2 separate regions of the Homo sapiens genome follow, and region 2 is linked to region 1. The links are chromatin loops, found by intact Hi-C in ENCODE. Cell type or tissue: GM12878. All regions are shown on one strand.

Evidence for each region. A loop is a pair of places that touch in the nucleus more often than their neighbours do. Peaks named below come from ENCODE experiments on the same cell type or tissue, not always from the same donor. Only the 100,000 strongest peaks of a DNase experiment are listed, where the experiment ranks them.
Region 2: a loop joins it to region 1, with 2.5 times the contacts of the local background. A loop is called at or near these places in 21 of 110 quality-filtered maps.

The regions. Positions count from the first base shown.
Region 1 is chr6:129,602,120-129,610,119 of GRCh38, reverse strand. It overlaps ARHGAP18 (Rho GTPase activating protein 18), which reads left to right. Exons shown (of 15, transcript NM_033515.3): 9 at 2,068-2,227; 10 at 4,161-4,243. Among named protein-coding and RNA genes, the nearest start is that of ARHGAP18, 100 kb to the left of the region's middle. In GM12878, no CTCF peak of the experiment used is centred here; a DNase peak (open chromatin) is centred at 3,309; H3K4me3 peaks cover 315 bases; H3K27ac peaks cover 3,921 bases.
Region 2 is chr6:129,658,378-129,666,377 of GRCh38, reverse strand. All of the region lies in intron 1 of ARHGAP18 (Rho GTPase activating protein 18), which reads left to right. Among named protein-coding and RNA genes, the nearest start is that of ARHGAP18, 48 kb to the left of the region's middle. RefSeq lists a silencer at 3,629-3,708 and enhancers at 3,729-3,778, 3,809-3,878. In GM12878, no CTCF peak of the experiment used is centred here; a DNase peak (open chromatin) is centred at 3,787; H3K4me3 peaks cover 220 bases; H3K27ac peaks cover 3,972 bases.

The DNA of each region.
Region 1 (8,000 bases):
CACATCCAATACATTGTCTTCCTGAATTTGAAAATCCAAGAGAAAATAGGAGAAAAGAGAGAGAATCTCTCTTCATTTTCATAACCCCATTCTTTATGAAATCGTTAGAGCTGGATCAGGACTAAGTGTTTCTTGGGGAGTGCACACTGTCCTGGCCTGCTTCTAATGGGCTGTGGTGTTGCCAGGATTGGAATTACTCTTTATACATTTCACAGTTTGCATCACCTGCTTTTTTTGATAAGTTGCCTTGATTTAGGACACCAGTTTCGGCCTCCTTGGCTCTTACTACATAGTGATCTCATTTTAATAGGATTCGAGTAACCTGATATATTCTGATCATAATTTTCCACTTGTGTCCCCTGGGTTTGGTGTCTGGTACTTAGAGCTCCCTGAAACTGTGGTGTTTGTAAGTTTCATAGCTTGTCATTGTCTCACTTCATGTAACACCTATAGCACGTTTGCCACTAGTGGACATTGTGTGATTCTGAGACGAGTTCTTTTAAGTACATTCACTAACAAAGATATAATTCCTCAGAAACAGGTAACAAACATAACTTCATATTACCCACATTGGCAAGATAGTCCTCAATTCACCGAGTTCAAAGCACTCGGGCCCTCACTAGCAGACTGCAATGGCCAGCTCACAGGAGGCAAAAATACATTTACTTCAGTACAGAATAGTGAATATAATGCAGATTTTACTTTGCAACGAGAAGGCTGGCAGAAGGACAAGTTTAACTAAGTGTAATTTCTAAGAAGGCCAATTAAGTGGATTCAGCTGGCTCAACTCTTCAACCCAGCCTGTTGTCATATGCCAAATTATGCAGCAGCTGGTCCATTATAAATAATTTAAAAGATAATATGCAAAAATGTTGGTTGTCTCTTTTCCCCCTGGCCCCACCAAATTTCTCTGTACTATTCTCTCTCCCTCTCCCTCCATTTTTTCTGCCTCTCTTCTCTGGATCTTCCTCTGTTGTCCTTTCCTCCCTCATTCTTTCCCTGCTCATTCTTTCCCCCCTCATTCTTTCCCTCCATGCCCCCTCTCTCTCCTCTTCCTTCCCTCCCTATCTCCCACTCCCTTTTTCTATCTTTTCCTCCCTCCTCTTTTTTTTTTCCTCTTCCTCCTTTTCTCACTCCCTCTTCCCTCCTCTCTATTTCTTTTTCTGTCTTTGCCACTCCCCTTCACCTATTTCATCAATTACAAAAATAATTGGGGGTAGAGAATGGTTGTTGTGTTAGGAAGAGAAAATGTGGTAATTTGCCTTACAAGAAAACAAAGAACATACTTTGGGAGAATGGTTTCATGTAACAGAGGAAAGTGACAGAAACTTGTGATGGTTTTTAACGTGATAGGATTTATATATAGTAAAGAAGTATACAAAAAATAGTAATTACAAAACTCAATTGATTTATTAGTAATAATTTGCCTGACAAATTTTGTAGAGTTCTGAGGTAAGTGAACTAGATATTTCTAATTCTGCATGGACTCAGACTGTTTTTTGCAGCTGGCAGCAGGATGGCTGTGCATTAAAGACAGGTATATTGATGTATTTTCTTGCCTCGTTTACTATAAAATTGGGTTTTCCATTTCCCGTAGGTGACTAATCAGAGGTAGCCTTCTGTTTTAGTCCCAGAGACTGATTATGTATTTTTTTATGTAATATACTTCTAAATTTAAAACATATACTTCTTTTTTAATGATTTTTTTCTTAATTTAACGAAGATTTATAATATGTAGATGAAGCCCCCAAATGGAACAATTATTTTAACCAGTCTCTTAATTAAAACTTTATTACTTACAGTTTGTGGAATGTCCAGGAAAAAGTATAAATTTTAAAATGTTTTTTGGCCTTAGGTACAGTTTTTTGTTGGTAAAGTACATTTGGATTAGAGGAGAGGAGTAGTTTTTTTTCTGAGTAAAAGAAATATTGACTTTTGGTAGTCTGATTTGTCTTGTCTAAAGAGCAGAGTCTCTTGAAAGTGAAAATGTGTCATACTCTCAGCAAGAAAAAAAATGCACTTCTAGCTGCTTCTTTTTTTTTTTTTTTTTTTTTTCGTGCCTATCAGAATCTTTGCCAAGAACTAGAAGCAAAGTTTTATGAAGGGACTTTTAATTGGGAAAGTGTCAAACAGCATGATGCCGCCAGCCTGCTGAAGCTCTTCATTCGGGAGTTGCCCCAGCCACTGCTCAGTGTGGAGTATCTCAAAGCCTTTCAGGCTGTCCAGAGTAAGTGCTATCCCTCTTTGAAGCAGTCCTTCTGCTGGTGCCATCTATGTTAATTGTTTTAATGACATTTGGCATCACAAAGAACGCAACCAGACGTATTTGGGTGGACATATTGACTCAACTGATGTCAGTGGGTGCTCAGCTGCCATGCATTGTTTTCTGTTTTTCTTATAAATATGCATTCCTGAGTAAACAGATAACAGAATGTTCTCTTTGGGTACAGATTAATTGCACGACATTTAAGCAATACAATATATTTCAGTGTTAAAACCTGGAAACTTCATGTTTCTCTTATAATAGAATGAGTCACATAAGATCTCTGATACAATTTTCTTGCCAAGTGTTAAAAAGCAACACTTACTGGAGAAGCTGTGGATGAACAGTTATCATAAAAGCACAAGGAGAAGTGGTAGGGTCTCTGAGCATTTCTTGAAAAATTAAATTCTGAGGTTGTCATGCAGAAGTGTGGAGCAAAGCATTTTGCTGCCTCATTGGTGGAAGGTCACAAGCTGCTTCTTATGTACTGCCATTTTGTCGTCTTGGGCAAGCTACACATTAGTGTCTCTAATAGTTCTCGATTCTTTTTCCAGTGAACCTAGATCTTATAAGGTTTATCTACTGGCCTAATTATCCATTTTACACCTAGAGGCCATGAAGAAAAGTAAAAATGCCATCACTGCCTTCAAGTAACTGTATCTTTATCTTTTAAACAGGGACACTTATAAGAATGAAAAGGGGCACTATTAATAATTATGGTGAGCTCCCAGCACTTTGGGAGGCTGAGGCGGGCAGATCACTTGAGGTCAGGAGTTCAAGACCAACCTGGCCAATATGGTGAAATCCCATTTCTACTAAAAATACAAAAATTAGCCAGGCATAGTGGTGCGCACCTGTGATCCCTGCTATCCGGGAGGCTGAGGCAGAGAATCACTTGAACCTGAGAGGTGGAGGTTGCAGTGAGCCAAAATCACACCACTGTACTCCAGCCTGGGAGACAGAGTGAGACTCTGACTCAAAAAAAAAAAAAGAATAAATTGCGGTGAGCTACAGTTTCAACCAGAACTGTACCAGGCTATTCTTAACACATACAATATTGAGATGGTTTCATGAGTCATCTCGTATCATGACATTTCTTCAGAATTTCTAGGAGAGACGGAACTGAAATCTCTTCTGTTTAAAGTATTTTTTTCTTAACATGTTTCTTCTTTAAATAGAATAAATTACCTTCTGTGGGAAATATTTTTTAATGTTTAAATTGTGCTACGTTGCATACATTTCCTGGATATGGATTAAAGGACCAAATTTATTGCTGAAAAAGAAATGCTGGAATGATTCTAAATATCCATGAGTATTACTTAAATGGGGTAAGGGCTGCTGAAAATGATAACATCAATGATAATAATGCACCTCTTAGACTGTTGAGCTGCTGCTTCGTTTTCTAATTTATTCCACAGGCATTTATAAGCACCTATTGTGTTCCAGGCCCTATTTTACATATTCCTGTTGGAACTGATGGACTCTTACCATGCATTTGTTCACTCGCCATTAAAAGAAACAAACCACTGTTACGGACGCACCCTGATACTGTATCATGGAAGGTCCAATCCTCTATGTCTTTTCATTGGGGAATAATTATCACGCAGAAGTTAAAATTATTTCCAAAGCACTGTTGTGTGTCTGCAAACATAAGGCCGCACGTCATATGATCACAGTTGGAAGTGAGCATTCTGAGAGAGAGGAAGCTCCTAACAGCAGCTGCTTCTGCTGATCTCCCACAAACACACTCTCAACAAGGCTTGCAGCTCAGTCGTTGTGTCTTACATTTTACAGTCATGTTTATGCCAAATAACTTTTTTCTTAAAAAGTGAAAAAATAAAGTAAAGGAAAATGTTCACTGAAGAAAAGAGTTCAGATTTATTTAATTTGTCTGCAGATCTTCCAACCAAGAAGCAGCAACTACAGGCTTTGAACCTTCTTGTCATCCTCCTACCTGATGCAAACAGGGACACACTGAAGGTCAGCTTGGTTAATTTACATTAAATATCCCTTAGAAGTAAGCACAGTAATTTTTCATTATTTGTGGCAAAACAATAAGATGTGTATCTTGGACATGGTCATAAAAGTCTATAAAGAAAAAGCCTACTTTTAAGGACAGAGGGTGAAAGCCTTTAACTCTTTATGAGGTTGTTATGTTACTAATGTTATTAAGTTTTTGTTTTTTTTAATTTTCACTGTAACATTTCTTCTTCCAAACCAGACGATTGAGGTTCGTCGGTTAATGGAAACGTGGGTGGTTTTTTGTTTTTTTTCTCCTTCTTATTTCTTTTTTTTGCATTTATCAAATTATATTTAATAAGCAGGTAGCAGTAAGGTAAAATATAAATGTTTAAAACAAAAATCCTAAGTTTTATCAAATATAACCCACTACTACCTAAAGATATGACAGTTTGTAGTTTGAAATGGTAGATTTTGAAGTGAGTCATAATGGTGATTTGACACAATTGTTAGCCAAAAGATAGACCAACTCAAACAAATTCTAATTATTTCTCTAAGGGTTCATCCGGAGTTTCTGATTTATATCACCATTTTGAAGTGATTTGCTCTAATGTTTATATAACTTAATATCATCTACTTTAAGTGTTGTCAGAAGCTCTTATAATCAGGGATTGTGCCACACTGATTTATTTTCCTTAACAGCAGAGTTTATAGAGTAGTTGTAAAAGGTTTAATTATAAACTCTTAGAAAAAGGAAAAAAAATTAACTTAGTAAAAGTATTATCTTAAGTTTTTCCCTTGCCTTAAAAATATTTTTTATATGGGTAAAGGGCTTCTTTACCCTCTTCATTTTTTTCTATTTAAGATGAAATCTCATGACAAGAGCTTTCAAGTTAAGAAAACAAATTTACTAGTTGGTACATCTTGGAATTTTTTTCCTGTAATTCATTAAAACTCCTTGAATTGTAACTGCATGAGTGATAGTTCTTTAATGCCCATGGAATGAATATTAATACTCAACTTTTCTTGATGAAGCAGCTTATGGGGATTACTGGAGGTAAAACGCTACGTCCGCTACAGGAGAACTTCCAAAGGGTTATTCCCTTTCCTAAATCAGAAAAAAAGCCTTTTGCTTCACTGGTTGTCAAATGAATAACCCAGAAGACAGCATTAGGTTTTATTTCAATTTGCTTTTGAGACAGAGGTCAACTCAGAAAGGGTTATATTCAAAGAGTGTGTGCCCAGGGCTACTGTGTAAGTGTGTGTAGATTGTGGCTGAGACAGGGACATATGGCCCAGGACAAAGTGGGGCTGACGATCTAACATGTCCTCAGCTTGTCAGCAGTGCTCCCGACACAGGGCTTCAACTACTCAGAAATAGGGAGGAACATCTTTTTCTTACTCATTGACGACCCTATCAATGCCCAGTGTGCAGTGGGTACTGGAAAACTTATGATTTACTTAAGATACCCCTACATTCAAATGAGTTCAAGTAGTTGTAGGAGGAAGCATTCAATTCAATATGGCTGCTTTGGGTGTGGCTGAGCTGGAACTCTTCTTCGGGCTTTGCCCTCAAAGTCCCAGGCATATTCTTTTAAAAATTCTGTTAAAAAATAGTTTTAAAATTATAGGATAGTTCTTACATTTTGTGTATGAGGCTATCGGAAAGATAATTTTATAATTAAGGGGGGGGGGAGTACTATTTTTGGTAAAAAACTGGAAGATGCAAACAAGTAATTTTACATGTTTACTTAAGCTTTAGTGACTTAATTAGCCAGCTCTGCTGAAGGTTTCAAACTAGAACTTTAATAATAGAACATTTGAACAAGAATGCCATATGTGCAAAGAATAAGCCATAAATTTAGTTCTGTAAAAGGGAAGGGAAACTCCAATGCAATATAATTTCAGGAAGTCTAACGCAAAATTCCCTGACTTATCCAGTGCTAGCAGCACGCCTTCAGTTGTCATCTGAAGGACAGAATCATGTGCATGGTTGTTTGGAATATTGCTACAGCAAGTCTAAGGGTTAGGAGGCACCATGTTAAATACCACATCTTGGTGTGGTAGTAAAGTGACAGGTGTGTTTGGGCAAGCTGCTTAACTACAGTTACTTTTCACTTTGAATTATGGTGCATTTGGACCAATGATCACACCTACCTTTGACTTGGAACAATAGTGAAGACTGATTTTAAGATAGCAAGAGGGGATCCATGTTAATATAATTCTTGACATTTATCTTTTTTGTAGTTTTAAGAAGCTCATTATATACATTGTTTCAATCCTTCCAGGCTGAGAGATAAGTACTCCCATTTTACAAATCAGAAAACTTTAAAGAGCAGAGGTATGTAAAGATGTAACATCATACCCAGCTACTAAGTAATTGTGCTGGTACTCAAACCTGGCTTTTCAGAGAGTGAACCCGGTGATTGATACCACCAGGCCAGTGATAAAGTAAATATTTTTTGAAACAGGAGAAGTTCTCATGAGTGTATAAAGAAAATGTGATAGATACACACAGACACACACACATACACACATACACCATGTAATACTACTCAGCCATAAGACAGCATGAAATAATGGCCTCTGCAACAACTTGGATGGAACCGGAAGCCATTATTCTAAGTGAAGTAAAGCAGGAATGAGAAACCAAATATTGCATGTTCTCACTTATAAGTAGGAGCTAAGCTATGAGGATGCAAAGGCATAAGAATGATACACTGGACTTTTGGAACTCGGTGGAAGCGTAGGAGAAGGGTGAGAGATAAAAGACTGCATATTGGGTAGCTTATACACTGCCCAGGTGACAGGCACACCAAAATCTTAGAAATCACCGCAAAAGAACTTACCCATGTAAGCAAAAACCACCTATATCCCAAAAACTATTGAAATTATATATATATATATATAAAGGGGAAATTCTGAAGGTTCAGATAGAAAATTCTGCAGTTCCTTCAGCAAGGGCTGGGCTAACATCTCGTTAATTTTATGTCAACTCTCTCTCTTATTCTCTAGTATTCTGATAGTAGTATTTTGAGTAACGTTATTACATATGCACACCACAATTAAAACGGTTTATTACCTAATGTCTGTAATTTATGCTCATAAAGAAAGAGATACACTGGTCCCTGAACAATTATTCTGGTCTCTGTGGAACAAAATTAAATATTTTTTCCAAACTTCAATTAATCTTTTGTCCTCATTTGAGAACATGTTGTTTTATATAACTTTATGCTTGGATTACAATTTAACTTCCTGAGCACTGTACTAGAAATTAGATACATAAATCTCATTGTTAGATATTAAAGCTCTGTCCTTAATTTGTTTCAAAGTTTCAAGGTCTATATAGCAGTTATACTTGATTCAAAAGCAACCTGTTAGCACTTACAGGAATTTTTTTTTCCAGAAATTCTTTGGAAGATAGATACTTTTTTTCCTTTTTCCATTTTAGTATAGTATATTTGGCCTTTTTAGGGTAGGGATTTTAGGCTAACTCTGAAAAAATGATTCTTTTAATAGTTAAGAATTTAGAAACAAAAGCCAGATAGACCTGTAATTAAATTCTTTCTCAGGATTTGTTAGCTGTATGACCACCAGGAAGTTACTTACATTCTCCAAACATTGTTTTCTGATCTGTAAAATGGAGGTAATTACAGCATCTGTCTCCAAGTTAGGATTAAGTAATCTCTATCGTGCTTCATAAACTGCCTCATTCATAGAGAACATTGAATACCTGTGCAGTTATAGTTACTGTTGTTCTAGAACAAAAGAAGAAGGC
Region 2 (8,000 bases), 56 kb before region 1:
TGGAGGGAGGAGGACTGTATTGCATTAGTGGTGTGGCTAGACACTTGCCGTTCTTTTGGCTGCCCAGCATCTGAGCGCTCATTCTGGTGTGGGGAGTTCTCTACTTTCGGAGCTTTGCTGGGAGGCAGAATAACCCTCTTTTCCACAGAAAAAGAGGGCAGTGTCAATTGCTACAGGCATTGCTGGTGTGAGCATCATCATCTGCTGCTCCCTGGTGCTCCTGGATCAGTCCATGGCGTGATCTGAGGCATTATTCCTGGCTTTTGGACATTCTGGGAGCCACCTAGTAAGCTTTTAATAAAATTCTCTTCTGCTTGGTTTCATCAGAGTTAATTTTTTTCTATTTTAATTTATATTTTTAATGTATTTATTTTGCCAGTAGACTAGCAGCAGGCAAAGATATCAGAGTTGATTTCTGTAGCTTGTAATTAAAAGTCCTGATAGAAAGAGATGCACATCATTGAGCACTTTCCTCTGTGCCAAGAAAATTGCATGTGTTTTATGTACGTATCTCATTCAAGTTTCTCCTGAACTCTGAAAAGAGGTAACATTATTGGTCTCTCATTCACAGGTGAAAAAACCGAGGTTCAGAGAGGTTAAGCAATTTAATCAAGGTCATGCAGGCAGCAAACAAAGCTGGGATATGATCCAGGCTTTTCTGATAGGGAGACTGTGATCTTAACCTCTTCTGCTCTGCTCTATGTTGTTATTAACTACCTGTTTGTATTTTAGAGCATTTTATTATGAAAGGTTCTTTCGCAGAACATAGTGGAGGCAAGACTTGGCTCTCTTACTTGATTATTTTTTATTTATTTATTTATTTTTTTGGAGACAGGATCTGGCTCTATTGCCCAGGCTGGAGGGCAGTGGCACGATCTTGGCTCATTGCAACCACTGCCTCCTGGGCTCAAGCCATCCTCCCACCTCAGCCTCCTGAGTAGCTGTGACTACAGGCATGCACCACCACACCTGGCTAATTTTTTTTTGTATTTTTAGTAGAGATGGGGTTTCATCATGTTACCCATGCTGGTCTCGAACTTGTGAGCTCAAAGCGATCTACCCGCCTCAGGCTCCCAAAGTGCTGGGATTACAGGCGTGAGCCACTGCACCAGCCTTTTTACTTGATTATTAAAAATAGGATTTGACAGATGTAGATTGTCATTGGTTAGAATGTGGAATTAAACCCTTGTTCTACTTTGCTGTATTGTGTTTGGGGCTGATGTAAAGGCAGAGAGTAGATCCTAAAGACAAACAGGCATAGAAGAGGGAAAGTGGGGAATGAAGAGGTGGGAGGAAAGGAACTTATCACACTTCTAAAAAGTGCTAAAGGCTCTGTCAGAGTTCTGCTTCTCACATCATCAAATTTTCAATAATAACTATTCACCTAGAACAGTCTATACCCGGATATCTGCATGGCTGAAACTCCCTGCCCGCTATCCCCTTCCCCCATTTCATTCAGGTCTCTGCTCAAGTGTCATCAGAGAGGTCTTCTCTTCCATCTATAATAAACTGCTCCCTGCTACCCACCCATCCTCTTAACCCACCTAATTTATTTTCATAGCACTTCTCACCACCTGACTGGTTATACATCTTTGTGTTTACTTTTTGTCTCCTTGCCACTAGAATGTGTAAGTTTCATCAGACCACGGACTGTTTTGTTCACTACTAAATCCCCAGCATTTAGAGTGTATCTGATACATAGTAGATGCTCAAATTCATTTACTTCAATCTTGAGTAAATGAATGAAGGTGAGGAAACTGAGGCTCTGAGAGTTTTAGATAACTTGCCTTTGATCTCATGGAAAATGATGAAACCAAGTTGCAAATTCTAGTCTAGGTGACTCCTAAGACACCACATTTCTCAGGTTCCACTCTTTACTAACATCTCTATTCCTGGGAAAATTCCTCTATTTGTACACAATTTGGGTAAGAAACATCTCATGGGATTTCAAAGTTGAAAAAAAAAAACCTTAAGTAGCCAGTCTAACTTTCCTATTTTACAAATGAGGAAATAACCATGATCCATTGAGGGTAGGTGACTTGATCAAAGTAATACTGCTATTTACTGATAAAGGAAGGACCACAATCAACCTACCTGGTCATCAGTTCAGTCCTATCTCCCCATCCCCTGCTATGTTTATTGCTGTCTTGATAAAGCAAGCCCTATTTGGTGCAGAATTCAGATGCCAATCATTGGTGATGGGTTCGAGATAATGAGTCATGCCATTTTAATCCCATAATATTAACGCAGTAAAGCAGAGGCTGCAAACCCAGAGGCCCACAGGGACCCATAGATAGCATAGCTTTCAGATGGGATTGGTGGGGGCTGTGCCAAACTGGGAGGTAGATAACCTGTTCAAAGGGGCCAGCCCCACCACACCTGCTGCCTGCTCAGAGAAACATGTTACAAGAAAAAAACATGGTAAACCAATTTAAAAATGTTTGAAACACCCTGCTGGCCAAACAAAACACTTCTGGCTGCCAGGTCACCCTGGTGGACTTCAGTTTGCGATTGCTAAAATCTTAGTATGAACAGCTCTTTCCAAAGGAGATTTCAGTACGTGTGGATATGGTGGAGAATATGTGAAGTGCTATCATTGTGGCTAATTGTTCTTTAGCCAAAAGATTAGTGGGTTGGACTGTCAAAGTTCACAGAGTGAAAATAATTAACAATAAAAGAGTATTTATTGCCTGTCTTTATTACCCTGGTGATAAAGTTGAAGAGTAATGTGTTTCCTCTGTCACGATACAATCTGTCCTAATGGAGGATACTTGGTTATGCTGTTTCCTGACTGGGAGTCAGGAGACCTTTTTAGATGTTTGGTGCAGCTATTAACTACCTGGATGTTACTGGGCAAAGCACCCAATTTTTCTGTTCTGCCATATTCACATTTGAGTAATTAAGGACTGGACTTAATTATTGGGGCGTAGGAAACAGGATGCAGAGGATTTTATACCAGACTTGAACCTTGTTTTTTATCTTCATCTCTAGAAAAAAAGAAAAAGCCTGTGTTGTCAGAGCAAGATAGGGACTGGATCATTCGTATCTATCACATATGTCTTTGAGCACATTGATAATCACAGTGTATTTGCTGCTCTTCTTCAGATGAGTCAGCTGTGAAGCTTAGATAGGTTGAGAATGACTGGACTTAGTGATCTCTAGGGTCGTTTCAGCTCTAAACCCTGTCACAGCTTGTGTTACCCTTGCTGGGGACAGATTTCAGAGGCATTTATCATACAGAGTCTTGAGCATGGGTTTTGTGGCCACATGGCCTGGGTTGCATCTTCACCTTCCTGGCGATGTTGATTTTCTCTAAGCCTCAGTTTCCTCATCCTTAAAATGGGGGGTTATAATGACAACTGCCTGGTAGTCTCGTTATTGTGATAATTGCCCCTGACAAATTATTAAATTTAATTCTTACAGTGAAGCAACTGGGCAGCATAAATAATAAAATTTTAATTAACATTTACATTTCAAATGCATGATAATTCTCTTTTTCTGGCAGATTTTAGGCTTTTAAGTTTCTTATTAGGAATTGAGATGTGTTGGAATTAAGAGGTGGCAGGCTTAATCAGTACTGTTCCTCACTTACACATTCAGTTTAGCCTAATGTGCCTCTCTATATTTAAGCAGTACCAATTAATTAAGGCATAGAGAGCAGTGAATCTTGTATCAATGTGAGCTGTAGGTACCCTGATTTTAACCAAACAGCTAACTTTGCCTGTGGCTACAAGGTCATGCTTGTGAATCCTTGCACAGTGAAACAGAAAGAAGGCTTCACATGGGCATTCAGTATCACTCGAAGGAGGCCATCTGACTACAACTTTGCTGTAGAGGGAAGCATGTATTACAGGAGAAGAACTGCTTTAGTAGTGTTCACGGGCTAATGTGAAGGACTTCTGCACTAGAAGAACAAAAACACCTCTCCAGATCCATAGTGGAGCATAATTTAAGGCAAGAGGATGACAATAGACAAATTGCACCCACTTCAAAAGGAGAGAGTGTGTTTACACTGAGTATTTGTTCCAAGGAGCTGAGAAGCAGGCACCATGCCCTGATGGGCCCTTCACACTGGGTTGCTGTCACTGCTGAAAGAGCAGCCTGTCCTTGTCTGCTGTACTTTCATCTTCTGCCATATTTGTATTCATGTGCGCTATCCTCCCACATAAAAGAGCACAGCTTGCTATTCCTGCCTTTGCTTCTGTGACCTGCAGTAAAACCATTAAAGATATATTTTAAGGCTTTTTACATGGAATGGTAATTATGCACAATGGTTTTTAATCATTTGGCATCTAGCATGGAGCCTTCAGAGAGTATTATGCCTCAGAGAGCTGCAGCTTGCGTGGATCTTGGGAGGGGCCCTTGGTTTCAGGGGCTTTGTGTTCTGTGTGTGTGTGTGTGTGTGGCAACACCAGGTAGTGACAACAGTGTCACCTGGGAAACAGAGGACACAGATGACTGCTTGGTGGACTTGAAACCAGCTCTAAACAGCTGTTGGGTTCTGAACAAAACTCCAGGAAAATTGTTCGCTGGGTGAGCTGGTGGGATGAAGAGACTGGGATGGGCTGAGGGTGGAGGGCCGAACGGATACCCTGCACGTTATTTGTGGTGTTGTCAAGGGAGAGTTTAGAGACATCACATGAATCTCACCTTGCTGCCAATTTGGTTCATAGAAAGTCACAGCTGGAAATCTTCTTAGAAGAGAACATCTTGTTCTCAAGCCCCTCATTATACAGCGGAGGAGACTGTGGCATGCAGAGGTGAAATGACTTGCCTGAAGTCAGTTAGCTGCTTGGTAAAACTAGCCAAGAATCCAGGCCTTCTGATTCCCCCACCCCAGCAAATAGTGTCTTTTTTTTTTTTTTCATTTAAAGAGAAAAAGGGTGGATATTTATTAAATAGGGGGAAAGAAACAGTAAAGTAGAATGAACAAAGTATAATCCTATTATCAAGGCAAACCACTGTTAATATTTTTATATTCATCATCCCATATATTAACTTTTTTACAAATTATTATTAAACAAATTATCCATATTTTGTATCCCACTTTTTTTTTTTTTTTTTTTTTAAGATTCTTGCACAGGCTGGACTTGAACTCCTAGGCTCATGCAATCTTCCTGCGTCAGCTTCCCCAGAAGCTAGGACTACAGGTGTGTGCCACCACACCTGGCTGCTTCCACTTCTTTTTTATAGTTTCCATTTATTTCTGCTTCCACTCGTATCAAATTTTTGTTGCCTAGCATCCCTGACTATTAAGGAACATTAATACGAGTTTGTCTTAATCATAAAAAGAAGTTCTTTATAGCTTTAATGTTAATTCACCATTGTGATTCTTTTGGTTTTTTTTTTTTTTTTTAAAGGTTTTGTGTCCTCTTTTTCTCCTCCTCCTCTTCCTTTTCTTCTTGGTTCCGTTTTTAATGTACTTAACAAGAAAGTCATTGTAGACCTTTATGATGATTCTTTATTTCAATTCCAAACATGCATACTCCCTCACACCACACACAGATTCTTTCATCCTAAATTTGTTTTCGTTGAGCTCTTTCACTCCTATCATTTTAACCCTCATGGATATGCTAATTATTCCAAAATTATCTCCAGCCAGTAACTCTTTCATGGGCACAACCTAGACTTCCAGATGTCTAGATCAGTTCTTGTCTATTTTGACTGTGCACAGGCGTCACCTTGGGATTTTGTTAAAATGCAGATTTGAATCCAACAAATCTGGAGTGGGGCCTAAGATTCTGCCTTTTTGGCAAGCTTGATGCCTGGTGCCGCTGGTCCGTGGAGCACATTTAGGTAGCAAGGGTCTCCAACATACCTCAGATTCAGCAGGTCCAAACTGAGGGTGTCACATTCTCTGCCAAACCTGCTCTTTTTTTTCCTATCTTCACTTTCTCAGTTAATGACTTTGCCATCTACCCTCCTGTCCAAGAACAAACTGTGGAATCATCTTTGTTTCTTCTGTTTCCTTCATCTACTTTATCTAATTGGTCACCCAGGCATTCTCTTTGGGAAAAGCTTCTTGAATGTGTCCTTTCACTTTTGTTTCTACCAATGCCCTTTGGATTCAGGACCTTATCATCGCTCAGCGATCTGTTTACGCCACAGCATCTTGGCCCCAGGCTGTCTCAGGATGTGCCTTCTCAGAATTATCTTTCTAAAACAGGAATTTGATAGTGACATTTGCTTGTTTAAAAACTTTCCATTGTCGTACTGCCTGCATTCCAGGGTTCTTAATTTGACAAGCAAGGTCCTGCAGGATTTGGCGGCAGCCTTATTCCCTCCAACCCCAACCCCCTATCTGGTGCCTTCTCCCTCCCCCAGGGGGTTGTACCTCCCTGAAAATGAATGCAGTCTGTCTACATCACCGCACTCACGGTTCTCTAAACCCACTGTCCATGCTTGCTACTCTGTCTTTGCTTGTGTGGTTGCCATGCCTTGAAGGCCTTTCTCATCACGTTCTACCTGGTAGACTCCTACTCAACCTCCGGCTCATGTCACTCTTCTGTGGAGCCTTCAACGGATCCCTTCACTAGAGCTTGTGACTTCCCTAATATGTGCTTCCATAGCACTTACCACTTAGGATATGGAGTTGCACATGTCTTTGTTGCCTTCTAAATTCTAGGCCCAGGCCGGGCATGGTGGCTCACACCTATAATCCCAGTACTTTGGGAGACCAAGAGTTCAAGACCAGCCTGGCCGACATGCCGAAACCCCATCTCTACTAAAAATACAAAAAAGATTAGCTAGGGTGTGGTGGCGAGTGCCTGTAATCCTGGCTACTACAGAGGCTGAGGCAGGAGAATCACTTGAACCCAGGAGGTGGAGGTTGAAGTAAGCCGAGATTGTGTCATTGCACTCCAGCCTGGGTGACAGTGAGACTCTGCCTCAAAATAAAAAATAAAATAAAATAAAATAAAAAAAATTCTAGGCCTATCTTGTCTGAAGTACACCTGCGTTCCACAGTTTGGCATAGTGTGGAATAAAGTAGGTTTTCTCTGAATATTTGCTGAGTCAATGAGAAAATAAATGTTTTGTAGATAAACAGGCATTAACTTGTACATGTTAGCAGTGAGAAGGAATGACAGCAATTGTCTCTGCTGGGCTCTACGAGGAGAACCTGCCTACTGCCTCATTCATTCTAAAGCTACCCTGTCAAGACAGTAGTCATCAGCAACCTGTGGTCATTGAACACTTGGACTGTCTGCTCCAAATTTAGTTATGATGGAAGTGCAAATTATGTGCAGGATTTCAAAGACATAGAATGGAATAAAAAGGATTTCATTAATAATTGCCATATTTATTACATGTTGCAGTGATGATATTTGGTGTATATTGCGTGGGTTAAAATTAACATTAATTTGATCTGCTTTTCACTTTTGTAAATGTAGTTACTAAAAAAAAATTAAATAACTTTCGTCCTCACCTTTTATTTCTATTGGCCAGCACTGTTCTAAAATATCAATTTATTTCTCATATTTGAAGCACCTCCGGAAGGTTTCCCATTACCCCCACAATTGTGCTTTTTAAGATTCCATAAAGTGATGTTTAGTTGTTTTCAATTCTTATGAGTTACTGACTTTAAATTTGTTTCAGTGAAGACTCTACCAGTGAACTCAGTTCAAGTTGTGTTTTTGAGATGATTCTCTTGATTCTTACTGAATCACCAAACTGAAGAACTTTATCATATGTCAGATGTTACTGTTACCTATAAATAGAAAACTCAAAATATATTGTTTTTCTTTTTACCATGACCTAGGGGATTAGAAATGGAAAGTGAAAAATTTTAGCGTAAGATTTGTCTGCATCCTCAACCCTGATGTCCACACAGTTTCTCACTAATTTTGCTGATTTAAAATTATACACATTGCATGCCATCATTGATACCTTCTGCTTAATCAGTTTTTCAGTGTTTAAAGCTTAAGGATTCTATCACTTTTATGTTTTTTTTTTTTCCATTTGAGGTGCCTAAGGCAATTTTATTTTAATTTTTTTGTAAT